Linked DNA regions of Mus musculus: all the other regions are linked to region 3. A link is a loop called in an ENCODE intact Hi-C map of the cell type or tissue named here. Cell type or tissue: left cerebral cortex. All regions are shown on one strand.

Region 1 (8,000 bases), 83 kb before region 3:
GAAGCAGGTGGATTTCTGAGTTCGAGGCTAGCCTGGTCTACAAAAGTGAGTTCCAGGACAGCCAAGGCTACACAAAATACCTGTCTTGAAAAACCAAAAAAAAAAAATTCAACTGGTTGGTTAGGCCTAGCCCAGATGATGTAGGTGTCAACTCACCTTGGGGATGTAGGGAGATGGTTGTTCTGTAGCTCTTCCTGTCCTGCAACTAAATAAATAGGCTAAGCTGACCTCTTACATCTGCCTTCGGCCTCCTGTGCTAGGATTGGAGTGCATGGGTGGGGTTGCATTTCTTACCAATGAGGAAAGGGCTTCCCATTTCTCTGCTGCATTGTAAGCTCCCAAGTAGAGCAAGTTTTGCTTAGGTAAGTTCCGTGTGAGTCAGCTGCCTCATTCTCACGAGGTAACCAAGGCTTTGTACCGCCCACTGAGAACGTCACTGCCAATCACAGCCTAATTGTGAAAACCAATGGCTTGAGTGGGTTGCTAAAGCTGAGGTGTCTGAGTCAGGTTTGGGGTGGGATTATTTTAGTTAAGGGAAGTGAGGCTTTTCATTTCCTCTTCCAAGAGAAGGCAAAGGGGATTGGATTGAGGAAGGAACTGGTGTAGCCTAGCTGGTCTGAGCATCTCTGCCATGCGGCTCCCTGTGTGTCTGATCTTGCTAGGACCGCTTATAGGTAAGGAGAAATGGGAGGTGGGGGAGGGAGGGCTCATGGGCAGGAGCCTGCACCTGGGTGGCCAACCAATCTCTTACTGAAAGCCCAAGGAACAGAGGAAGACTGTCCTCACAAAAAGGCCGTTACTCTCCTGCCATCCTTCACGATGACACCTACAGCCACAGAAAGCACAGCCAGCCCTACGACCAGCCACAGGCCCACCACCACCAGTCACGGAAATGTCACAGTTCACACCAGCTCCGGACCCACAACTGTCACTCATAACCCTGCCACCACCACCAGTCATGGGAATGCCACAATTTCTCATGCCACAGTTTCTCCCACCACAAATGGCACTGCTACTAGTCCAAGATCCTCCACTGTTGGCCCTCACCCTGGACCACCTCCACCCTCGCCTAGTCCAAGGTCCAAGGGGGCTCTTGGGAACTACACGTGGGCCAACGGCTCCCAGCCTTGTGTTCAGCTCCAAGCCCAAATTCAAATCCGAATCCTATACCCAATTCAGGGTGGAAGAAAGGTAAAGCTAAAGTGGGGCTTAAAGAGGGCAAGAGGCAAGTCCTGGGCTCGTTCAGCAGGGAAGAGGAAGAGAAGAGGAGGGGATAAACTGGATGGAGCATTCTTGTGATTTCAGACCCACCATTGCACTTCTACAGGCTTGGGGCATATCTGTTTTGAATCCCAACAAAACCAAGGTCCAGGGAGGTTGTGACGGTACCCATCCCCACCTGTCTCTCTCATTTCCTTATGGACAGCTTACCTTTGGATTCAAACAGGTATACAGCTTGAGTTTGTCTCTATCCTCTATTCTTCCATATCCCATACCTGTACCCCCGGAGCCTCTGTTCTTGCTCTGTGGACATGGATGCCTCTGTCCCTGATGCCTTGAGTCTTTCTGTTCACCTTAAGGACCTACATCAGAGCCCGAGTACAGTCTACCTGGACTACATGGCGGTGGAATACAATGTGTCCTTCCCACAGGCAGCACGTGAGTAATCTCTTCTCCTTACCACACTAAAAGTCTAGGCTGGGCGTGCTGGGCTGGTGGGGAGGACTCAGGAGTCAGGACTGGATTTGACTCTTAATTACTAATTACTGCAGAGTGGACATTCATGGCGCAGAATTCATCTCTTCGAGAGCTCCAAGCTCCCTTGGGCCAAAGCTTCTGCTGTGGAAATGCAAGCATAGTTCTTTCTCCAGCTGTTCACCTTGACCTGCTCTCTCTAAGGCTACAGGCTGCTCAGCTGCCTGACAAGGGACACTTCGGGCCATGTAAGCCCTACCTACTTCTTCTTTCCTAGAGCTCTCCCATTGCTCTGGAAACCTTCCCCAGAACTCTTTTTCTAGACCTCCGCCTCCTCTACAAGACTGCCTTATTTCCCCTTTGCTGACTGCTCTCACCTATGGGTTGGCTCCTCAGCCTTTCTTCATCCCCTTTCCTCTTCCGTCCTCCCCCACCTCCCACCTTTAGCCCGTCCACCACTGCAGCAATTCTCAGGGATCCCATTATTCTGCCAGGTTTCTCTTGCAACCGTGACCAGTCCCTCTTGCTGCCTCTCATCATTGGCCTGGTCCTCCTCGGCCTCCTCACCCTGGTGCTCATCGCCTTCTGCATCACCCGCAGACGACAATCAACCTACCAGCCCCTCTGAGCATCTGCCCCAGTCCACTGTGTAAGCCACCAAGGAGCGCCTCATCTCTTCACCATGCCACTGACTCAACAGTTACCTTCCTTCTCTGTCTTTAGGAACACAATGAAGAGATTTTATAATAGGGGTGGGGAATCAATAAACATGAATGGTACCTACTACTCCTTTCTTTCCTCATTAAGAGTACAAACACTTAATGAAATCTTTTCTCTTGGCTTGCCTTGTCCTGCCGGGGCTAAAAGCCACGAGTTTCTTGTCATATGCCTTCCTGTGCCTTCCCGTGGCTGAGTCACCAAGAGACAGCTGGCAAGAAGGGACAAAAGTACCAGAGAGTGACCAAATGCCTTCATTGGTTCATCCCTCAATGTCCTGTGACTGCTGGTGAAGCTGCCAAAATTCCCTCCTCCCTCTGGGGCCAATGGCTGCCTAGTCCCTTACAGAATGAATCATTCCGACCTGACACCCTGTTGCTGACCCTCGGGGCGCAGCTAGGTACAACACAACTAAAATATGAGTAGGTGGCTGTATTAATTTATTTCAAAAGTGGTGACTGAACAATGAGATTCCATGTGCACTGTGGCCGGGGCTAGTTCACTGAGGAGCCCACTGGTGCAGCCGACTTCTATGAGGCTGTGCTACGAGGAACAACTTCAGGCCTCGCAAACACATCCCCGAGTACCAGAAGGAGAGGGAGCGGTGGCAATTGCAATCTGCCCTTGTCCAGATATAAAAAGGGATTTTTCAGACAGCCACCCACTGTACCAAAGTATAAATTCTACTGTTTATAGTAGGACATGGTTCAACGGATGGGAGCCAAGGATGGGTGCCTTTCCAATTTAACAGTCCCATGAGGTTACAGAAATTCTTGGACCAGAGCCCCCACACAGCAGAGGTACATGTGACATTATGCCCTGACCAGCAACTACATTCCCCTCACCCCCAAAAACAAGGAACTGAGAAACAGTTTAGGAATGCCCTACAGCCTGAACCAAGAGTAGGTGTCCTGGCAGTGTGGTGGAATGTAGATGGCTCTCTTCGCCTAACCCTAGGGGCCCTTTCCCAGACAAATACTGGAATTTTGCTCGCACCCTCTGGGTTCCCACCTAGACACAGCAGACTGAGGTCCCCTGTTGTGTCAGGGGTTGCTCTCCTGCAGCGGAGCTCGCCCCTTACGGATGGCTGTGAGCCACCATGTGGTTGCTGGGATTTGAACTCAGTACCTTTGGAAGAGCAATCGGCGCTCTTAACCGCTGAGCCATCTCACCAGCCCCACCGTCATCCTCTTAACATCTGGACAGAGGACGAAGCAGGGGACCAGAAAGAAGGCCCAGCTCGGAATGGCTCTTTTGCGGCTCTATTCCCTCTGGAGAAACCAAGAGGAAAGATAAAGAGAGCTGCAGTGCTTCTGCTAGCGCCATTTTGAAGACTCGAACTCTTTTCCCTTTCAACTTCAAACACTATCAAGTTGGCCGAGATTAGACAAGATGGCGTACATGCAGGGGGGACAGGGCGAGGGGGCAGCATGGACCTTGCTTTCAGAACAAGAGCGTAAACAAAAGTGAGGAAGTCCTAACAGCGCAGGCGCCAAACGCGGACACGCTTTAAAATTCGAACGTCAAGGCGCGCACAAAAGCCTGCCTGGGAAGGAGACCTGTGTCCCCTAGAGGAGGCGGGCGAGCATCACGGAGAGGGAAGAGCAGCCCTGGCCTCGGGGACAGCAGGGCGGGGTGTGCGCGGCGCGCATGCGCGGCGCGGATAAATGGCGGGGGTTGTCCCGCCTGGCGGAAGCTTAGCTTTCCAACATGGCGGGGGAGGCCGACGGGCCGTTCAAAGGGCTGCTGGTGCCAATTCTTTTACCTGAGAAATGTTACGACCAGCTCTTCGTGCAATGGGACTTGCTTCATGGTGAGTTTTATTTCAGCCTTCAAGGTCTAGCTGGAGCAGCCTTGAACCGTAAGTTGGCGTGACAGTGGCGATTAATGTCACCGCGAAGCTGGGCAGAAGGCGGTTCTGACGAGGGCGGAAGTGTTTGGGGCCCTGCATAGGAAAAGTGCCATATTTGGGCATGAAGGGGTGTCTCCCGAAAAAAAGTTAAATTTGTGTTTTACAATCTCGGAAGTCTGTACCCAACCCTCATCCCTTTCTGGGCTGGGAGTCGAACTCAGGGCGGCATGTGCTACTCTGCTAACCAGGCTCTAGCCCCAGGCTGGAAAACTCGGAGCTTTTTTGTCGTACCCCCCCCCCCCCCCCCGACAGGGTATAGCTCTGGCTGACCTGGAACTCGCTCTGTAGACCAGGCTGGCCTCGAACTCAGAAATCCACCTGACTCTGTCTCCCAAATGCTGGGATTAAAGGTGTGTGCCACCAATCCTCGGCGGAAAACTCGTATTTTATAAAACAAAATTAAAACCCCAGCCAGGCATGTAGGCCTCCTTTCGCCCCAAGCACTCAACTGACAGAGGCTCACAAATTTTTTTTTTTATCCCCTCTCTCCAGCACCAGCTTCTGGAATTTACTATGTGGCACAGACTGCCCTTGAACTGGCAACAGTCCTCCTGCCTCAGTCACTAGAGTGTTGGGAGTATAGCACTTTTCCTTTCCTTTTTCTTTACAAAGGCCTTTGATAAGCCTTCTCCATCTCTCTATTCTAAGTGACTTTTGGCTTACAATAGTCAAGACGCCTTCCTGGGCCAAATGCCCACCAGGTCAAAGATTCAGTGGTAGAGAGATTGCCAGGATCAGGGTTTTGTAGGCAGCAGCTCAGCTCACTCGCTGCAATCTATTGAAAATCAGCCCTGGACACAGGGTTTGAAAGAAAAATGTTTTTTAAAAAAAATTAGAGAAATTGCCAGGAACTGTGGCCCACACCTTTAATCCCAGCCCTTGGGAGGGACCCAGAGGCGGGAGTTCAAGGACAGCCTAGGCAACTGGATGAGTTCCAATACAACCAGGGCTGGCTACACAGAGCAGCCTTGTCTGGAAAAACCAAGATAAGAAGTAAATGATAGGGGCTGGAGAGATGGCTCAGTGGTTAAGAGCACTGACTGCTCTCCCAGAGGTTCTGAGTTTAATTCCCAGCAACCACATGGTGGCCTACAACCATCTGTAATGGGATCCAATGCCCTCTTCTGGTGTGTCTGAAGATAGATAGCTACAATGTACTCACACACATAAAGTAAATAAATAAATAAATCTTTAAAAAAAAGAAGTAAATGATAGAGATAGTGGAAGAACAAGGATAAATGTCCTGGAAGAGTGGGGACAACCTGAAGGTTCAGGAATGTATGAATGTGGGAATGGGGTGGGGGGGGAGAGAAAAGAGTCAGGGAACGCCTGTGGGACTGGAGGGGTGGCTTGCAAGGCTGGCAACCTGGGTACAATTCCCGGAACCCACAGAAAGGCAAAAAGGGAGAACTGGCTCCTCAAAGTCTCTGACCTGAACACATGCACCTATGTGCTCACACACAAAATAGGGTTGTTTTATTTTTTATTTATTTTTTAATATTTATTTATTATTATACATAAGTACACCGTAGCTGACTTCAGACACACCAAAAGAGGGCGTCAGATCTCATTATGGGTGGTTGTGAGCCACCATGTGGTTGCTGGGATTTGAACTCAGGACCTTCAGAAGAGCAGTCAGCTCTCTTACCCACTAAGCCATCTCGCCAGCCAGGGTTGTTTTGAAATGTAGATTTTTTTTTTTTATGTGTGTCTTTTCACTTGTATATGTGTGTGTATATGTATACTATACATGACTGCAAGGGCCTGAAGATGCCACTGGAGCTGGAGCTACGGGCATTTGTGAGTCACTGGAGAAGGATGCTAAAAATTGAATTCAGATCTTCTCTGCAAGAGCAGAGATGTGCTCTTAACCACTAAGTCATCTTTCCAGTCCCAAATGTTTAAAATGTATTTCTGTTGTGGTATTCCCTTATATACACTCAGGTCAACAGAGTTGGCAGCAGAGCCATCTTGTTGGCCTAATGATTTCTTTAAAGATTTATTTTTGTTTTATGTACACTGGTGTTTTGCCTGAATGTATGTATGAATGAGGGTGTCAGATCTCCTCGAAATAGAGTTAAGAGTTGTGAACTCCATGTGGGTGTCAGGAATTAAACCCAGGTCCTCTGGAAGAACAGTCAGTACTCGTAAACACTGAGCCATATCTCCAGCCTTTTTAATAGTTTCTCTATATCACCCTGGCTGGCCTGAACTCACTATGTAGACCAGGCTGGCTTTGAACTCACATAGCTGTCCTTCGATCCCAAGTGCTAAGATTAAATGTTTTTGCCACCACACCTGACAATAGTTTTTAAGTATTTGAGATAGGGTCTCACTGTGTAATTCTGGCTGGCTTTGAACTCAGAGATGATTAAATAAGACTAAAAGCCTGAACTACAACACACATCCCTTATGACTTTTTAAATTTTTTTTCAGCCAGGCGTGGTGGCACACGCCTTTAATCCCAGCACTCGGGAGGCAGAGGCAGGCGGATTTCTGAGTTCGAGGCCAGCCTGGTCTACAAAGTGAGTTCCAGGACAGCCAGGGCTAGAGAAACCCTGTCTCGAAAAACAAAAAAAAAAAACAGAAACAAAAACAAAAAAAGATTTCATTTTTAATTAATTTATTATGTGTAAATACATTGTAGCAGTCTTCAGACATCCCAGAAGAGGACATCAGATCTCATTAAAGATGGTTGTGAGCCATCATGTGGTTGCTAGGATTTGAACTCATGACCTTTGGAAGAGCAGTTGGTGCTCTTAACCTCTGAGCCATCTCTCCATTTTTAAAAGACATACTTTCTTAGTGCTTTTTTTTTTTTTTTGACAGGGTTTCTGTGTAGCCCTGGCTGTCCTGGAACTCACTCTGTAGAACCAGGCTGACCTCGAGAACTCAGAGAACTCAGAAATCCGCCTGCCTCTGCCTCCCGAGTGCGTCACCACGCCCGGCCTTAGTGCATTTTTGTTAGTACAGTTTATTAGGGGGGCCATGCATGGAAGTTCTGGAGTTGTTTCTGTCCGTCTACCACGTGGCTCCTGGGTTAATGAGGGATAAAAGTTAGCTTTTTAGTTACACAGGCATTGCTTAAGAATTCCCTGACCCTACTCTCCTCAGGAACTGGATGGCCTACTTCAAATGCTCCTCCTTCCAAAGACAAGTGCCCACACCATACATTTCAGAACCTTCTGGTTATCCTGGTCCTTCTGAAGGGGACAACCCTACTCTTTGCAGCCCTCAAAACTATTTTAGACGTGTATTTATAGGGAATGGAAGGGGGACAGGAAGGAAGAAGCTGTTGTGACAGCACACCCAGTCTGAATAGAAGATGTCTGTAGCAAGGATGTTTGCCCTGTCATCCCTACCACCCCCAGAGACTTACTGGTGTGGTAGGTGTGGTGGTCACGGGTGAGGGAGAGGGCAACAGCTCCTAGGAGCACTTCAAACCCTCACCTGGGCGCCAGAGGCCTCTCTGCTGACTGCTCTCTCTTCTCAGTTCCCTGCCTCAAGATTCTCCTCAGCAAAGGCCTCGGGCTGGGCATCGTGGCTGGGTCACTTCTCGGTACGTACAGCTCCTTCCTGCTGTTGGAGTAAAGGGAAGGGAGGTGAGAGGCTGAGGATGCCAAGGCTGGGGATAGAGTGCCCTTTCCTCAGCCCTGCTGCTTTGTCCACAGTCAAG
Region 2 (8,000 bases), 180 kb after region 3:
AGGCTGGGGTCGGGTCATCATGGGGTACGTATGAGGAGCGAACCCTGGAGGGGAAAACTGGGTCTGGAGAATCAGAGTCTGAGGGAAGAAGGGGCCGGGGGCTGGTTGAGACCCCTGCATGACTTCCTCTGGCCTACAGCCTATCAGTACCAGCTGGCCCTGGAGCGATATGAGTGGAACGAGGTGAAGAACGTCAAGTCCATTGTGCCCATGATTCATGTGTCCTGGAACGTCGCTCGAACGGTCAAGATCAGCGATCCTGACTTGTTCAAGATGATCAAGTGAGACCCCTGTTTGGTTACCAGCCCGTCCCACCTGGCTTGTTCCCCACCCTTGTTCTTCCTGGCTCCCCATTCTTCCCCTGCGTCTGCAGCATGTCCTTAAGACCTTAAGTGTCACTGTGCTGGGGACATGACAGAAGCCCTGCTCTCATCTCATAGCCGTTGTTTCCTGTGGTCCAAACACACACACAAAACCTTGAAATGTCAAGTGTGACATATTCAAGACGGGAAATGCAACTCAGAAACGAAAAGAAAGGGAGGGTTGCCCAGGGAAGTCCGTGGGGCTAGGGTCTCTGGAGCTCCACCCCTGCCCATCTGCCATCCTCCAGCCTTGGCACCCCGCTGGAGCCTTGTCTCAACACCCACCCTTTGGGTCTTGCTCAGGTTCTGCCTCCTGCAGTCAATGAAGCACTGTCAGGTACAGCGGGAGAGCCTGGTGCGGGCAGGGAAGAAGATCGCTTACCAAGGCCGTGTCAAAGACGAGCCTGCCTACTACTGCAACGAATGCGACGTAAGTGTGCAAGCTCTTCCCCCTGCCTGGAAGAGACCTAACAGTAGTAGTGACTTCTTAGTGACAGCCGCTTTCTCCTGGCCAGGTGGAGGTGTTCAACATCCTGTTCGTTACAAGTGAGAATGGCAGCCGAAACACGTACCTGGTGCACTGCGAGGGCTGTGCGCGCCGTCGCAGCGCGGGCCTACAGGGCGTGGTGGTGCTAGAGCAGTACCGCACGGAGGAGCTGGCGCAGGCCTACGATGCCTTCACACTGGTGAGAGCGAGCGCCTGGGCTCCAGAGGGGGCGCGGGAGCGGCCGGTCCCCATCCGCCCACCACTGAAGCTGCCCACTTTCTCCCCGCAGGCTCCCGCCAGCACGTCTCGATGAGGCCGGACGCCCCGCTCGCCCGCCCACGCTGGGCGCGGCGGGGCCACCAGCACACGCCTGGGCTGGACCTAGGTCCCGCCTCTGGCCGGGAAGGGGGTCGGGCCCAGCCCTTCCACCCTATTGGCAGCTCCCCTCACTTAATTTATTAAGAAAAAAAAAATGTTTTTTTTTTAACAAATACGAGGAAAAAAAAAGGAAAAAAAATGGGAGACGGGGAGGGGGCTGGCAGCCTCTCGCCCACCAGCGCCTCCCCTCACCGACTTTGGCCTTTCTAGCAACAGACACAAGGACCAGGCTCCGGCGGCGGCGGGGGTCACATACGGGTTCCCTCAAGCCTGCCCGCCGCGCGCCCGCCCGCCGCCCGCCGGCGCAGACGTTCGCGGCTCGTTGTGTACATAGACGTTCGGCAGCCGAGGTTTTTAATGAGATTCTCTCTATGGGCTTTACCCCTACCCCTGGACCTCCTTTTTTTTTTTTTTTTTTTTTTTTTTTTTACTTCCAATGCTAGCTGTGATCCCTGTATATGTCTCTTGTTTATTCACTTGGTTATGATTCGTATTTTTGTTCTTTTTGTTTTTTGGTTTTTAATTTATAACAGTCCCACTCACCTCTATTTATTCATTTTTTTTTTCTCTTTTTTTGGGAAAACCCGACCTCTTACATCCCCAAGCCATCCCTCCTGCCTCTTTGGGAGGCCCACTCCTGGGCCTTCCCTGCGCCCCAGTATGTCCGGGCTTGGCCCGTCTGTCTCCGCCCGCCCGCGGCTCCAGCCGGGCTCTCATGGTGCTCAAACCTGCTCCCCTCCCCTACGTCCTGCACTTTCTTGGACCAGTACCCCCACTCCCGACCCAACCCCGACCCCACCTGAGGGTGAGCGACTCCTGTACTGTAGGGGAAGAAGTGGGAACTGAAATGGTATTTTGTAAAAAAAATAAATAAATAAAATAAAAAGTTTTAAAGAACTATGAGGAAAAGAAACCCTGTCCTCCCCAGCCTCGGCCATTTTAAAAACATTGGACACACACACACACACACACACACACACCTTTTTTAAGGCGTGAAACATCCCAGGGCAGGGCCTCTCTGGGGCAGGGACACCCTGGGGTGATTTTCTCTGGGGCTTTATTTTCATTTTCTTAGTTCGGTTTTTTTCCCCCCCGCTGGGGCTGCGGAGGGGTGGGGGGGTTTACAGTCCCGCCCCCTCGCACTGCACTGTCTCTCTGCCCCAGGGGCAGAGGGGGGCTTCCCATTCCTACCCTATTTTCGGTGATTTTTGTGTGAGAATATTATTAAAAATAAAAGCAGGAAAAAAAAAAAAGAGACCCTTGTGTTTTGATGATGGCTGTGAAGCATATCAGTTGAAGGGTCGAGGAGCTAAGGGGAGGGCGATGCAGCCTCCGGAGGTGGGGAGCCCCTCCTCAGAGGAGCCTGTGGAATGTCCAGACCCACAGTCTGCCCCTTAGGATGGGGATGCCTAATCCCAGAGCCGCATTCCAGGATAAGGTAGTGGGGGGCGGGGTGCAGAGAGACTGCCCCGGGGGAGGGGCAGGAAAGAGGGCTATAAGGACTGCAGTCGTGTGGGGCGGGAACCAACCAGGCCATGGCGGAGGTCCCCGGAGCCCAGCGCCCCGTTCTCGCTGGCGGCCCAGAGCCTCGGGATCCCCTAGATTGCTGGGCCTGTGCAGTGCTAGTAACGGCTCAGAATCTGCTGGTGGCTGTTTTCAATCTCCTCTTGCTGGCACTGGTGCTGGGGACCATCTTGCTACCTGCTGTCATCATGTTAGGCTTCGGCTTTCTCTGCCACTCCCAGGTAAGCATACCAAGGGGTATGCGTGAGTGGTGTGTGGGCGGCGGGGGTGGGGGGGTGTCTGAGCCACTGCATCCCCACTTGGGCTGTTTCCTCCTGGGCAGAGTGGCCCATTCTGATGTCTCTTATCCGCACAGTTTCTGCGCTCTCAGGCACCCCTTTGCACCTCGCATCTGCGGGACCCAGGCTTCACAGCCCTGTTGGTCACTGGATTCCTACTGCTCGTGCCGTTGCTTGTCCTTGCCCTGGCTACCTACCGCCGCCTCTGCCTGCGCCTCCGCCTGGCCGACTGCCTCGTGCCCTACAGCCGAGCCCTCTACAGGCGCCGGCGCATCCCACAGCCGAAGCAAATCCCAGTCTCACCAGGTTCTCGGTCTGTTCCCACACCGGGAAAGGTCTGGGTCTGAGGTGCTTAGAGTCAAGAATCCTGTCGATTGCCCTCCTGGTCTCTCAAGGACTTGAAACAAGCCCAGGGGTGTACTGCCCAAGCCGGTTCCTTACCGCGGCCTGAGCCGGATCCTACCATCCCTTTGATGGAACAGCTGAATGTGGACGTAGAGCTGGCGAAAATTCCCATGTCCCAGAAACGTCATTCACATTTGATTCCTGAACGTTTGGGCTGGACCCTGCACATCTTCTTTCCCTTCCCTATTGTAAATAAGAGAGCTGGACCTTGTGCCTTCCTTTGCTGGTGCAGCTCCTCCAAAATTTACAGGACTGAGGGACAGGGCTCACACAAATAAGAGAGAAGCCATCACAAATAATAAAAAAAAATTATAAAATGAATGCACTCTGTGAATACAGGGGTGGCACATATCCAATCGCTCCTGCACTGGGCTCAGGAGTAGGAAACGAATCCTCAAGACTACAAATGGGCAAATCAGAGAGCATCTCTCAGCATCCTGCCTTTTCCTTATCGCATTAGTCCATTCTTCCTGATCAGACCCCAGAGTTGTCTGGCCCTGACCCCAAAGTCACTTCCCCATTAATAGCGCAGAGAGGGCCTTGTTTCGGCTGCCTACCCAGCTCCCCTTGGGGACCCGAGCCCGTTCTCTGACCCCAGCTTAAAGGAACTGAGTGTTGCCAGGCCGGGGTGGGAAACAATGGATCTTCCGGGGCAGGATGACACCGCTTCCCGCTAGAAACTGAAGCAGGAGCGTGGGAGGGAAGATGGAGGGGCCCACCCTAGGGCCTGCTGCCTTAAGCTCCTAACTTGAGGGAGGGTTTGGTTCTTCTAGGCATTGGGGCAGGTTGAGGAAGCTCCTGAACTCTGATGAACCTCTAAGGGTGGGGTGTGCTAGCCCTCCCCTGACATTGGACCTACACACAGACACAGGCCACTTTGGTCATAGGGTTTAATGGTCTCAAAGAGAAGTGCAATTGTGGTCAGAGATACGGGCCCCCCGACAGACTCTCCCTTTGGACTTCAATAGAAACGATGTGGTGTCCTGGTACCATGGCCAGACCCAGCACACGGGGTTCGCCCGCAGAAAATGAATCTGGAAAAAAAAAAAAAAGTCAGTATCAGAACAGCAGGCAAACATCCGTCTCGCCCCCAGAAAATAAGGGGGTGCAGTAAGGCCTGCAAGAGGAAATGCCTTGCAGTGAATTTCCGCCGCATTCCCGAGGAGGTAGGTGTGTATTCCCTGGACACTGACCAGAAGGCTTGAGGAACTCTTGCGCAGAGCCCAGGATGACATTACAGTCGCGATCAGTGCACAGGAAGCAGCCGACTAGTGTCCTTCCATCTGTCATACGGATACGCATGGTCTTGTTGAGCAATGCCTCTAGTTGCTGCCGTGCACGCGTGGCCGGCGAGTCCTCCTGTTCCCCATCAGAGTCCTGCTAGGGCAGGACAAGCACTCAGACACCTAGGATCGGCAGCACGCCCAAGGAACCACAGTTCCCAGCTGCCCTCGCGGCGCTGCCAGAAGCCCGTGGGCTGCTGGGAATTGTAGTTCTCCTTTCCAACCTCGCCACCCCCTTTCCCCTCCCCGCCCGGTGTCGCTCCCCGACTGCTCGTCCAGAAACCAAGCCCACGCTAACCCCGGCGCTGGAGCTGCTCTGACGCCGACTGCAACAGCCATTCTCCTCTCGTAGTAGCATGGTCGGCCCAGCTCCGGCCATTGGCCCTGGGACCTCTTTTGGGCCTTAAACTTCCTAAGAGCGTTTTGGGGGATCGGCGCGTCAGATCTCGCGAGTGCTCCCAAGCGCTTTCGTGAGATCACAATTCCTCCTCGCCTCCGGTTCCGCCACTGCAGATCTCGCGAGATTTTATTTCATGCCAGGTCCCTACATGCCTACTGGGCTACGAGAAGAATATCGCGAGAACTTTACCTGCAATTGCTTAAACAGCTTTTAAACGCCTGAAATCTGGTGATTAAAAAACCCTCTATTCTAGTCTCCTCGTCGATACTTTCTGTTACCCCTAACTCATCTAGCCTACACTCCGTTATGAAACGGACTGTCTTCATTTCCTCTAAGAATGAATTCAACCACAGTAGGCTCGAAGCCGGAATCCGGAATGCTTCCGGTGGACACGCGCAGCCCAAACCCCGCCCTACTTACGTATAACTAACTACTGTGGCCGGTGGCCGGAAAGGGACAATGGTTTCCATGTCAGCGACAAACGCACTTCAGGTAGTTCTTGGACCTGATAGTTTTAAGATTGCGGAGGAGCGAGAAGGTAGCTGAGGGAGCCTGTGCCTCTTGTAGACCAGGAGCCATGCCGCGCCGGGGCCTAGTAGCCGGGCCAGACTTGGATAATTTTCAACGTCGGTATTTCACGCCGTCAGAAGTAGCGGAACACAACCAGCTCGAGGACCTATGGGTGTCTTACCTGGGATTTGTTTACAATCTAACACCGCTTGTCGAGGAATTCAAAGGTAAGGGACACACGGTAGGGAAGGGCTGGAGAGCTGGTTCTGGCCCTTGGGTGGCCGGCCATTGACGGCCTCTGTTTCTTTTTAGGGGACCTACTGTTGAAACCCATCCTGGAGGTCGCAGGCCAGGACATAAGTCACTGGTTTGATCCACAGACTAGAGACGTAAGTTCTGCTGGTATGGGGTCGGTGGAAGCGGCACTGGAGAGCAGAGGAGGGATGGCGGGGAATAACTCGAACTCGAAATAGTGATTGCTCCGATCCGTCTCTCCAAATCCTTGCTTTTGAAGATTCGCAAGCATATAGATCCACTCACTGGTTGCATGAGATACCGTACCCCGCGGGGCCGCTTCGTACATATCCCGCCGCCACTGCCCCGTTCAGATTGGGCCAATGATTTCGGAGTACCCTGGTGGAAGGGGGCAAATTACCAGGTGGGACGACTGTCTGCTCGGACCCGGAACATCCGTATTATTAACACTCTTGCAACGCAGGAGCACACACTGCAGGTGAGCTCTGGCGCCTGGGGACGTACTAGAGGAACCAGAAATCATTTCTGGGAGTTAACACGACAGAGGAAAGCAGATGGTCCTGGTACCCAGAGTTGGAAATTCCAGAAGTATGTTTGTATTACAGCTCCCTCAGTCTCCTTCATAGCTCTAGGCCAGCATCTTGGTGGTGGTCCTTGGAAGGGTTTATATGCTGTTATGGACCCATTGTAAATGAGAGACACCAGCTTTGACTCTATTGAGTCATTTATTTGTTAGAAGTGATAGGACTTGGTGTCTTTATAGTATGCTGTAGCATCAACTTTCCTTACCTGGGACTGTGGGATGCCTGAAGAGTGCTATCTGGTAATGGAGGCACTCTGATTCAAGCTCTGTCATTTCTGGTGACTGATTCTCTTCTTTTTTTTTTTTTTTTTTTTTTTTTTAAGATTTATTTATTTATTATATGTAAGTACACTGTAGCTGTCTTCAGACACTCCAGAAGAGGACGCCAGATCTTGTTAGGGATGGTTGTGAGCCACCATGTGGTTGCTGGGAATTGAACTCAGGACCTTCAGAAGAACAGTCGGGTGCTCTTATCTGTTGAGCCATCTCACCAGCCCCGACTGATTCTCTTCTATTATTATTATTCCCAGTTTCCTTAGAGCAAATCCTGAAAGATCTAGGTTTAAGGACCCTTCTGGCCTTTGGAGTGTGTGTGTGTATCTGTGTGTCTGTTCCAAGCAGAATTCTAGAGGTGGACACTTCTGTATTCTTCAGGTGGGGGCTCAGGAATCAATGTGGGAAATCCTACACCGCTATCTCCCCTATAATGCACATGCTGCCAGCTACACATGGAAATACGATGGGAAGAATTTGAACATGGATCAAACCCTGGAAGAAAACGGGATCCGGGATGAGGAAGAAGAGTTTGACTATCTTAACATGGATGGTAAACTTCACACACCTGCAATACTGCTCTACTTCAATGATGACCTCACAGAGCTCTAGGAAAGGAGATGTGCGTGTAGACTCAAGATGTTGGAGTTTGCCTCTTTCTGTGCCTTGAGGGAAAGAGGTGTGGGTCTGTGGGGCCTGGCCTACACCTCTGTTCCCTTCTGAGAATCAGTCCGTGGTTCTTGGGCCTTTCTGACATGCAAGGGCCTTATCCCTGGCTCCTTTGTTCATGGGTGATTTGCTCAAAGAGTATTAGAGGGGTCCTAGAAAGAATCCCTGTAAGAGAGCTAGAGTCTCTCAGGAATATGAGGAGGAAGTAAGGCTCAGGCAAAACTTTTTAGTAGTTAGAGACACAGTGACGAAGGGATGGAAGAACTTTTTTGGCAAAGGTGAGAATGTGATGTAGGAAGGTGAGATTTACAAAGACAGGATTTGGAAATTAGCATCACCAATCATAGGTGGGTGGCTGACTTCTTCTCTAAAGGTCTTTACTAGTTGGTGCCCCAGGAAACGTGAATGCAGTTAATTTAGGATTGAGATTTTGCTGGAGTTTTACACTGTTCAACTCAGCTATCCTATAAGGTGACTACATTATTCTTAATTAAGACTAATTATCTATTTCACAGATAATTCCTTAGGAATTTCCCAAGGTTCTGTAGCACAAGTGCACATTGTCAGTTACGGCAGAGCCACAGTGCCCAAGC
Region 3 (8,000 bases):
TTCCTTCCTAAAGCTTACCAGCTTTTTATCCAGGTCTCAAATCGATACCAAATTAATAACTAAGGAGTCAAATTTACTTCTGTCCCTTCCAACGTCACTTTCTCTAAGGAACCATCGCTTTCGCACCTTGGAAAATGTCACTTTTGGAACTTATTTCCCCCTTTCTTGAGACAGGGTCTCACTATGTATCCCAGGCTGGCCTTAAATTCATTACTGTCTTAACCACAGTAGTGCTGGGATCCTAGGCATCCAACTTACTTCGAGGCTTGTCCCAACTCTAAGAAGCCAGGCGGTGGTGGCAGGCACCTTTGATCCCAGCACATAGGAGGCAGAGACAGTTGGAGGCCAGCCTGGTCTACAGAGGGGAGTCCCAGGACAGCCAGGACTACACAGAGAAACCCTGTCTCAGGAAAACAAATTATGATTCGAACAGAATAAAGGATTGCGAAAAAGGACGGAGGGCACAGTCAGTCGCCCTTTCTCCGTCTCTTGAAGTATTCCCAGGAGGTTACTGCTGTGAATGACATAGATTTCTGTTTGATTCCAATACAGCAATCCATGGACCAATGGCACTTGGTCAAGCTGGGTTTAACCTGTTTTTTGTGGTCTCAGGATTTAAACCAAGGGTATCATGTTTGCCAGGTGAAATAATCTACTCCAAGCCATATCTCCAGCTGTTTGCCTTTCTGAGACAAGGTCTTGCTAAGTAGCCCAAGTTACCTCAGCATCCCAAGAGTGTTAGCATTAAAGGCACGGGCCATCGAGACGTCCTCATTTACCCATCAGGAGAAAGGCCAGTAGGCTCTGGTTTGCCAATGTTAACTTTTGTACTCTTTCTCTGTTTTTGAAGACACTCTCATTTATCTCAAGTCAGCTTACAACTACCCAGGGAAGGATGACCTTGAACTCCCTCTATGTATGGTCTGGACACTGTGGTCTGGAACTCGAGACTGTCGAGGCTTCCCACTGCTACTCAACTGTAGCAGCAGGTTATCTTGTGTCAGTGTGAATATTAACATACGTGACATATTTTTCTTTTTGAGATAGGGTCTCCTTGCATATCTTTGGCTGGCCTGAATCTCTGATATTGACCTGCCTCGGCCTCCCTAGCTTTGGGGTTAAAGGCTTGCAGCACCCGGTCCCAGTCCAGCCTGGCTCCTTTTTTCAGTCAACACGGTAACATTTATTTGAATAACATTTACAGTGCAGGGTCATATGTAAGCTACAGATGATTTAAGCATAATTTAAGTGCATATACTACCCATCCCAGACATTCCCAAACCCCTCTGCAGTAAATTATTCAGAGAAGAGAAACTGGAAGAGCAGGGTAAATATCTTCCAAAGTTGTCTTTATGTAAAAAAAAAAAAAACAAAAAAACCAATTTACATATATCTACATTTGTAAACAAGATGGGGCCTAGGGGCACCTCCTTTTGACTTCGGGTTGGGATCTTTTAACATTCACAAGAGAGTCCTTCACTAAATCCAGTCAAAGAGATTGCAAGAGCAGGGAGGCTATTTGCATAAGAAGGCATCCCTGGACCGCTGTGGCTGTCCAGTCTAACCTTCACAGCTAGGGTTCCCTTCGCGCGTCAAAGTTTAAGTGAAGTCATTTGTATACTTTCTCAATGAACTGGAGGATCTAGTCTTCCTTACGGCTTTACAGCTGAAGCCACGAAAACAAAGTCCCCCCGCCTCCCGGTCTACCTATCATTTATTCTTTAGACCGAAACTAAATCTTCAGATGGACAAAAAAATTTACTTCCCGATCCAAGTGCAGTGTGGAAATAGTATTTTTACAAAAGAAAAAAAGGCACGCACGATGTCTGGTGCGCGATAAGAAACTGTAATGAAATGACCTGTTCTAAAAATTGAAGTGGCGGGGACAGGCATAGCCCACGCCCAGGCAGAGTCCCGCCACCTCCCGCTGGGAAGAACCGGATGGTGCGGGCTGACTGCACTTAGGACCGCCGGGCGCCCGGGGCCCAAGCCCGCCCCTTCCGCTTTCAGGACGCGCGGAATGCGTTAAGCAAGGGAATGGCTCACCCTAAAACCGGATACTCGGTAATTTGCTTTTCCGGCAGGAAGAAACGACCTATCGGCGCACTCTTTTAAATAAACACCTCCTCCTTTGCAAAAGCAATAACCAAGTAATCCAGAAAAATAAGATGTCGAGGACAGCAGTTTTCCTCCTCAAACCACAGAACCAGCCTAGAATCCATTTCTCCCCTTTCGCTACTCCCCCGTCGCCGGGCGAGCAGTGATCTGCTCCGAAAACAAGAAACCGGAAATGCTCCTGCAAGCGGCAGAAACGTAAAGGAGCCAAACAATAACAGGGCCGGCGGGCCTTTCAGACCAAGAGGCTGAGTCGGGCCCCGAGGGCAAATACTTCTGGCTAGCACCGCTAGTGCTTCAGGCTTTTCTTGGATTTTCTTCATCTAGCAGGGTCGAGAAGCGGCTGGAAAAAAAAAGAAATCACTCCAGGGACAAAGGTCCGGAAGTTGCGGGACCTTAGCAGCTAAGGCTCCCCGGATCACCCCGATCTCATCCAGGAACGGAACCCAGGGTTTCATTAGGATGCTATGGGGGGTCTTAAGTCTTAAGCTATGAATCTCGAAAAATCTTAAATCCTGGTGCTTTGTGCATGTTATTTCCGGAGCTTCCATCACCTAGCAGCGGGCAGATAAGTGTGTACAACGCGTAGCGGAGAGAAAACCCCTTAGGCCATCTCAGTGGTCCCTATATGCTCTACTTTGCAGGTGCATGACAGTGAGGCTCGTCGGTCCTAACATCATCATCATCAGCTACCCTCACTACAGCATCTGACATATACACTCCCGTTCATCCCGCCCGCCAAGCTTCCATTCCGCCCATCTCCATCGCGCTGAGTCCCCCCACTGCCCCACCCCCAAACCCCACGGTTTTCTCTAGTTTTATGGATGCAAACGGAGAGAGCCAGTGACCGAGAGGTCTCGTCACGCTCATCAATTACTTACCCAGTCTTCGGAGAAGCGTGACACCCTGCTGGGAAGGAGGAGGATGAGGGCCTGAATGCTAGGTGCCCCCTAACTGTAGTCGCTACCTACAGCCAGGATGGTCCCAATGAACTGAAGCTACAGAACTTTAGCCAGGGTGAGCACGTGGGAGGGGAAAGTCCCAATCCCAGCAACCCCCGCGAGACTCCTGGCACAAAGCTGGATAGTCGCCATAACAAGTAAGGGCAAGTCCTTCCGTGGGTTGAGGGCAAGAAATGGAGGCGGGGACTTGCAGAGTCAGGATTCTCCCTGAGATGTTGCCCTCAGCAGGAACGCTTTGTGAAAAGTCGTCTAAGATATAGAGCTGTGAGGGCAAAATGGGTGGAAACCGATTCGGAGGACTCCTGCCTCTGTGTCAAGTATAAAGAGTGGAAAGAATTAAGTTTTTATCGTAAGTGGACCGCCACTGTTCTGAGCTCTGTGCTCTTTCCTATCCAGCTAGATAGTCATAGCCATCTTTTTGGATTTTTAAGACAGAGTCTTTGTAGCCAAGGCTGGCCTGGAATTCGCGGCCGTCTTCCTGCTTTAGGCCTTCCAAGTACAGGGATGAACCAACACGGGCCCCTAAGTTCTTTTTCCCCTCATTAGCTAAAATGTCACTTTAGAAAGGCTTTTCATAGTATCTCAATCTAACGTGTTCTCCGAGATACTTGGTATCGCACCACCGTGTTTAATTTCCTGTACAGTCCTTATCACTCTCTGTAAAGACTGTTTTCACAGCCTTTAATTGCACAGCAACGAAAACTTTATGGAGATTAAGAACTAGAAAACATTGCTATTTTTTTCCCAATGCCTTGTATAGTCCTGGGTTAGGCAGTAAGAACTTGATAATAAATGTCGAATGAATGAAGGGAGGGCGGGGGAGAAAGGGAAAGAGAGGAACAAGAAGGGGGGAGAGATGGGGAGAAAGGAAACCTGAGGTTACGGGATTCAAAACAAGATAGTCAAGAGGGGCAAAAACTGTAGAAATTATGCGCCCTCTGCAGGCCAGGGAGGATAGGCGCTTTAAGAATTACCCCCAGGGGACGGTAGGGGGCGCTCGTGTAGTTTTCGCCAAGGCCCAGAGTTCAGACTACAACTCCCAGAAACCTCTAGGAATTCTCCAGCGCTTGAGGTGTAGGCAAAGTCGTTCCTTCCCGCCTTCCCGCTCGGAATCGGAGGAGGATGCGGAGAGCCTATCGGAAGGTGGCCCGACTCCCGCGAGAGCAAGAAGCCCTGGCGGCGCCTAGCGACCCTAGGCGCTTGGCTTTGGACACTCGTTCCCTGGTGATTGCTTTAGGTTCGGCTTACATTTTCCGGAAGAGGAAAGCGGACTCCGGTCTCTGAGCATCCCTGGGAACGGTAATGCACTCTAGCCTCGGCAGCTGGTAGCCGGCTCAGCGAGACTTGCCCGACCTCTGCCTTCCGGGGGCTTACTCTACAGAATGAAGACGTCGGAGGAGCGACTCTTAGCTCCGGATAGCCTCCCTCCTGACCTGGCCCCAGCTCCGGTACCCCAAGGTTCCCCAGCGGAGAAAAATACAGACTTTGAACCGGTGCCTCCGCCATGCGGTGGTGATGACCAACCCCAGCTAGCCACAGATCCCGTGGCTAGCTTGGTTGTGTCCCAGGAGCTTCAACAAGGGGACTCTGTACCTCTGGAAGTAGAATTTAATACTTCCAGTGAGTTGAGTCCTGGAATCGAGGAGCAAGATGTTTCTGAACATGCGAGTCTTCCCGGAGAAGAAACGAATCTCCCCGAGTTGGAGTCAGGAGAAGCCACGGAAGGTGTGTCTGAGGAACGCGCTGAAGTGGATGAGGGGGACACGTAAGTGACACTGGAATCTGAGGAGCCTGGACCTGTGAGAACGACAGCCACCGGTCCTCAGCACCATTTTATTTCCATTTTGCTCTGACGACCCACGTTTGCTGTTTCTCCATCTCCTTTCCAGCTTTTGGACCTACAGCTTCTCGCAGGTACCCCGATACCTCAGTGGTTCCTGGTCCGAGTTCAGCACCCGCTCCGAGAACTTCTTGAAAGGTTGCAAGTGGTAAGTACGATGGGCAAGGAGATGGCCATCTTCAGGAGTTTCCCCTTAAAACTTAACCACACATACTTGGCCCCTTTCGGTGGGACGACAGTCTTGTAATCTCAACTGTTGGGAAATGGAGGCCTGGTTTGTCCACAGAGTGAGACCCTGTCTTAAAATAAAAACAGTAACAAAGTTGGGCGCATGCCTTTAATCTCAGCACTCTGGGGGAAGAAGCAGGCAGATGTGTGAGTTCCAGGCAAACATGGACCATGGGTCCAGTTCTAGGACAGCCAGGGCTACTTAGAGAATCTGTCTTGAGGGAAAGCAAAACAAAACAAAAGCTAAAATCAACCCCAGGGTTTCTAGAAGTTGCTAGGGAGCAATAGACTACGGGTGATACCGAGGTTAAGGTTTTCCCTGCCCTTCCCCTGTGGATGCGTACTGCCGTGTATCGTATTGTGGATTTACCTCAGAGTGGCCAGCATCCTGGTCCTTTTTTGCTTTATTTTGAGATAGGGTCAAGTTGCCCAGACTGGCCTGGAGGTTGGTTCTCTGCCTCAGCCTCTCCAGGAGCTGGGCTTACAGATGTGTGCCACCACTCTCTGCACGAGCTTGTTTCCCTAGAGCCGGGTGTCTTCTCAGGGACTCAGAGGCTAGCCATGGCCCTCGCACTACAACCTTGAAATCGCAGCTCTGTTTGGGTTTTCTAATTTTCCTGTATTTTCAGGGCCCCTGACGGTTCCTGTATCTTGACCAATAGTGCTGATAATGTCCTTCGGATTTACAACCTGCCCCCAGAATTGTACAGTGAACAAGAGCAGGTGGATTACGCCGAAATGGTAAGGGTAGGGGCCTTTGCCAGCCCTTGCACTTTAGAGCCCTCCCTGCAAGTGAAAACTGTGTGTCCATGCGTCACCTGTTGACAGACAGGATTTTCCCTCACTATATACATCATTTTCTGCCTTGAATTATGAAGTCATTTAAAGACTAGTCAGGAGCCGGTGTTTTCTGTGACATTGTGTGTTTCTAGAATGATTTTTTTCAAATGGTGCTGGGGAAGTAGCTCAGTAGAGTGCTAGCATAGCATTACACGCGAAGCCCATGTTTGAGCCCCCACACTGCATAGACTGCTGTGCTGCCTCACTGGTAACCACAGCTCCCCAGAGGTGGAGAAGAGGTAAATTCAAGGCCATCCTCAACTGCAGGACGCTAGAACCCTGCGTTGGGCTTGTGTAGACATGAACCATGACTGAAGACCCCTGTGTTGGGCTTGTGTAGACATGAACCATGACTGAAGAGCTGGTTGTGTTTTTTGGGGGCAGTGTGCAAATGCATATCAATAAGTAAGGTTATTACACGGCCTAACAAATGCTCTCAAAGCCCTTACCTCAGCCTGTGGCGAGCTACAGTGCACCCGAGCAGTGCTGTGAGACTCCATATCCGTTTGCTCTCTCCCTCTTTTCCTTTAACCCCAGCGCTTGGAAGACAGAGTTTCCAGATCTCTGGAGTTTGAGGATGACCTGGTCTACTGAGGGAATTCCAGGACAGCTAGAGCTATATGGAAAAACAAACAAACAAACAAACAAACAAACCGTGTTTTGAAATAACCAAACCAAGTTTTTTTTTTTTTTTTTTTAAAGTGTGTGAGTGTGTGTGTGTGTGGGGGGGGTGTGCTTCAGAGCTGAGGGGGGTGGTCTTCGGGTGTCAGGCAGGCAAGAGAACGTCAGGTGAGAATGAAAACTTGGTTCAGACTGGCTTCCATCAAGGTAGATCAGGATGCTAGGGAGGCTGATCTCAGGCAGTGAATGCAGTATAATTGGAAAACGTTTCCTGGTGTAATGCAATCTCCGGGACACGAGGAAGCATAATTGCATAGAAACTTGACTTGACATGTCATTTTGTCATTTGTTCCAAGAAGATCTAGGGCCTAAGGAAGCGTCTGGCCTTATCTTGGTCATACAGATGCTATAGAGGTCGTTTGGGATATTAGCCACTTGTAGTCCTGGTTGTGGGAGCCTGGGGAAGCCCCTGGCCATACAGATGATGTGAAGGTCATTTAGACTATTAGGTATCTCAGGTCCTGGCTGTGGGAGCTTGGGGAGCCCCTGTCTGTAAGGCTCATTTAGAGTACTAGCCACCTCTGGCCCTGGTTGAAGGAACTTGGTATGGCTTAGCCCAGCAGATAACAGATCACAGGACTATTAATCACTTCAATTCCTAGCTTTCTGGATGGAAGAATAGGGTTTTTACCTGTAGACACAAGGACCTTTGTGTTCCCAGTAGAGAGCCACGCTGGAGTTGGTAGGTACTTTGAAGGCATCTGACATGGGTGCTGGGGACTGAACTTGGGTCCTCTGCTAGTTAAATGCTCTGAGCCATCTTTTCAGCCACCTCTTTTTGAGACAGGTCTCATGCTGGCTTCTAGCACGTTATGTGGCTGAGGCTAGCCTGATTTCCTCCCTCCTTTCAAGTGCTGGAAACTAACAGGCATCATTTGTCACACCCAAGTAAAAAGTTGGATTTTTTGTTTGTTTGGTTTTTTTTTTATATTTAAAAATTGTTTTAATGCATATGAGTTTTGTCTGAATGTACATTTGTGCACCACATACATACAGGGCCTATGGAAGCCAGAAGATAGGTCAAATCCCCTAGGACTAGAGTCCCAGATCACTGTTAGCGGTCATGTGGGCAATGGGAATTGAACCCCAGGTCTTCTAGAAGAGCAGTGCTCTTAACTGCTGAGCCATCTCTCCAGCACCCTCACTCCCCCACGCCTTTGAGACGATCTTATGTAGAAAAGGCTGGCTTCAAACTCAAAGCAGCTGTATAGCCAAGGACAGCCTTGAACTCCTATCTGCTGGCTCTACCGTAAGTGCCGAGGTTGTCTGCCTAGTGCACACAGACCCTGGTTGTCTTTGTTTTGTTTGTTTGTTTGTTTGTTTTGAGATGGGGT

Evidence for each region. A loop is a pair of places that touch in the nucleus more often than their neighbours do. Peaks named below come from ENCODE experiments on the same cell type or tissue, not always from the same donor. Only the 100,000 strongest peaks of a DNase experiment are listed, where the experiment ranks them.
Region 1: it touches region 3 in a loop (2.2-fold over the local background); 5 of 42 quality-filtered maps call a loop at or near these places.
Region 2: it touches region 3 in a loop (2.4-fold over the local background); 3 of 42 quality-filtered maps call a loop at or near these places.

The regions. Positions count from the first base shown.
Region 1 is chr11:69,658,694-69,666,693 of GRCm38, reverse strand. It overlaps Mpdu1 (mannose-P-dolichol utilization defect 1), which reads left to right and starts at 4,045. Exons shown (of 7, transcript NM_011900.4): 1 at 4,045-4,225; 2 at 7,818-7,883; 3 at 7,996-8,000. The coding sequence starts at 4,123. It overlaps Cd68 (CD68 antigen), which reads left to right and starts at 524. Exons shown (of 6, transcript NM_001291058.1): 1 at 524-674; 2 at 758-1,191; 3 at 1,328-1,447; 4 at 1,581-1,659; 5 at 1,773-1,943; 6 at 2,190-2,481. The coding sequence starts at 632. The coding sequence ends at 2,323. Mir1934 (microRNA 1934) reads right to left here and starts at 3,651; the gene lies at 3,569-3,651. In left cerebral cortex, CTCF peaks have their summits at 3,987 and 5,420 (motif pointing left); DNase peaks (open chromatin) are centred at 443, 835 and 3,993; H3K4me3 peaks cover 1,712 bases; H3K27ac peaks cover 2,430 bases.
Region 2 is chr11:69,392,988-69,400,987 of GRCm38, reverse strand. Cyb5d1 (cytochrome b5 domain containing 1) reads left to right here and starts at 5,642. Exons shown (of 4, transcript NM_001045525.2): 1 at 5,642-5,854; 2 at 5,940-6,016; 3 at 6,142-6,360; 4 at 7,120-8,000. The coding sequence starts at 5,695. The coding sequence ends at 7,350. It overlaps Naa38 (N(alpha)-acetyltransferase 38, NatC auxiliary subunit), which reads right to left and starts at 5,197. Exons shown (of 3, transcript NM_030083.2): 1 at 5,016-5,197; 2 at 4,628-4,811; 3 at 4,317-4,468. The coding sequence starts at 5,096. The coding sequence ends at 4,356. Tmem88 (transmembrane protein 88) reads left to right here and starts at 2,754. Exons shown (of 2, transcript NM_025915.4): 1 at 2,754-2,972; 2 at 3,107-4,472. The coding sequence starts at 2,763. The coding sequence ends at 3,376. Kdm6b (KDM1 lysine (K)-specific demethylase 6B) reads left to right here. Exons shown (of 24, transcript NM_001017426.2): 21 at 140-281; 22 at 666-792; 23 at 878-1,048; 24 at 1,139-2,480. The coding sequence ends at 1,162. In left cerebral cortex, a CTCF peak has its summit at 3,284; DNase peaks (open chromatin) are centred at 4,099, 4,931, 5,212, 5,507 and 4 more places; H3K4me3 peaks cover 4,432 bases; H3K27ac peaks cover 3,956 bases.
Region 3 is chr11:69,575,512-69,583,511 of GRCm38, reverse strand. Wrap53 (WD repeat containing, antisense to Trp53) reads left to right here and starts at 4,263. Exons shown (of 10, transcript NM_144824.3): 1 at 4,263-4,842; 2 at 4,967-5,065; 3 at 5,775-5,886. The coding sequence starts at 4,460. Trp53 (transformation related protein 53) reads right to left here and starts at 3,153. Exons shown (of 11, transcript NM_011640.3): 1 at 2,997-3,153. In left cerebral cortex, a CTCF peak has its summit at 4,044; DNase peaks (open chromatin) are centred at 2,254, 3,188, 4,103, 4,607 and 1 more place; H3K4me3 peaks cover 4,298 bases; H3K27ac peaks cover 3,414 bases.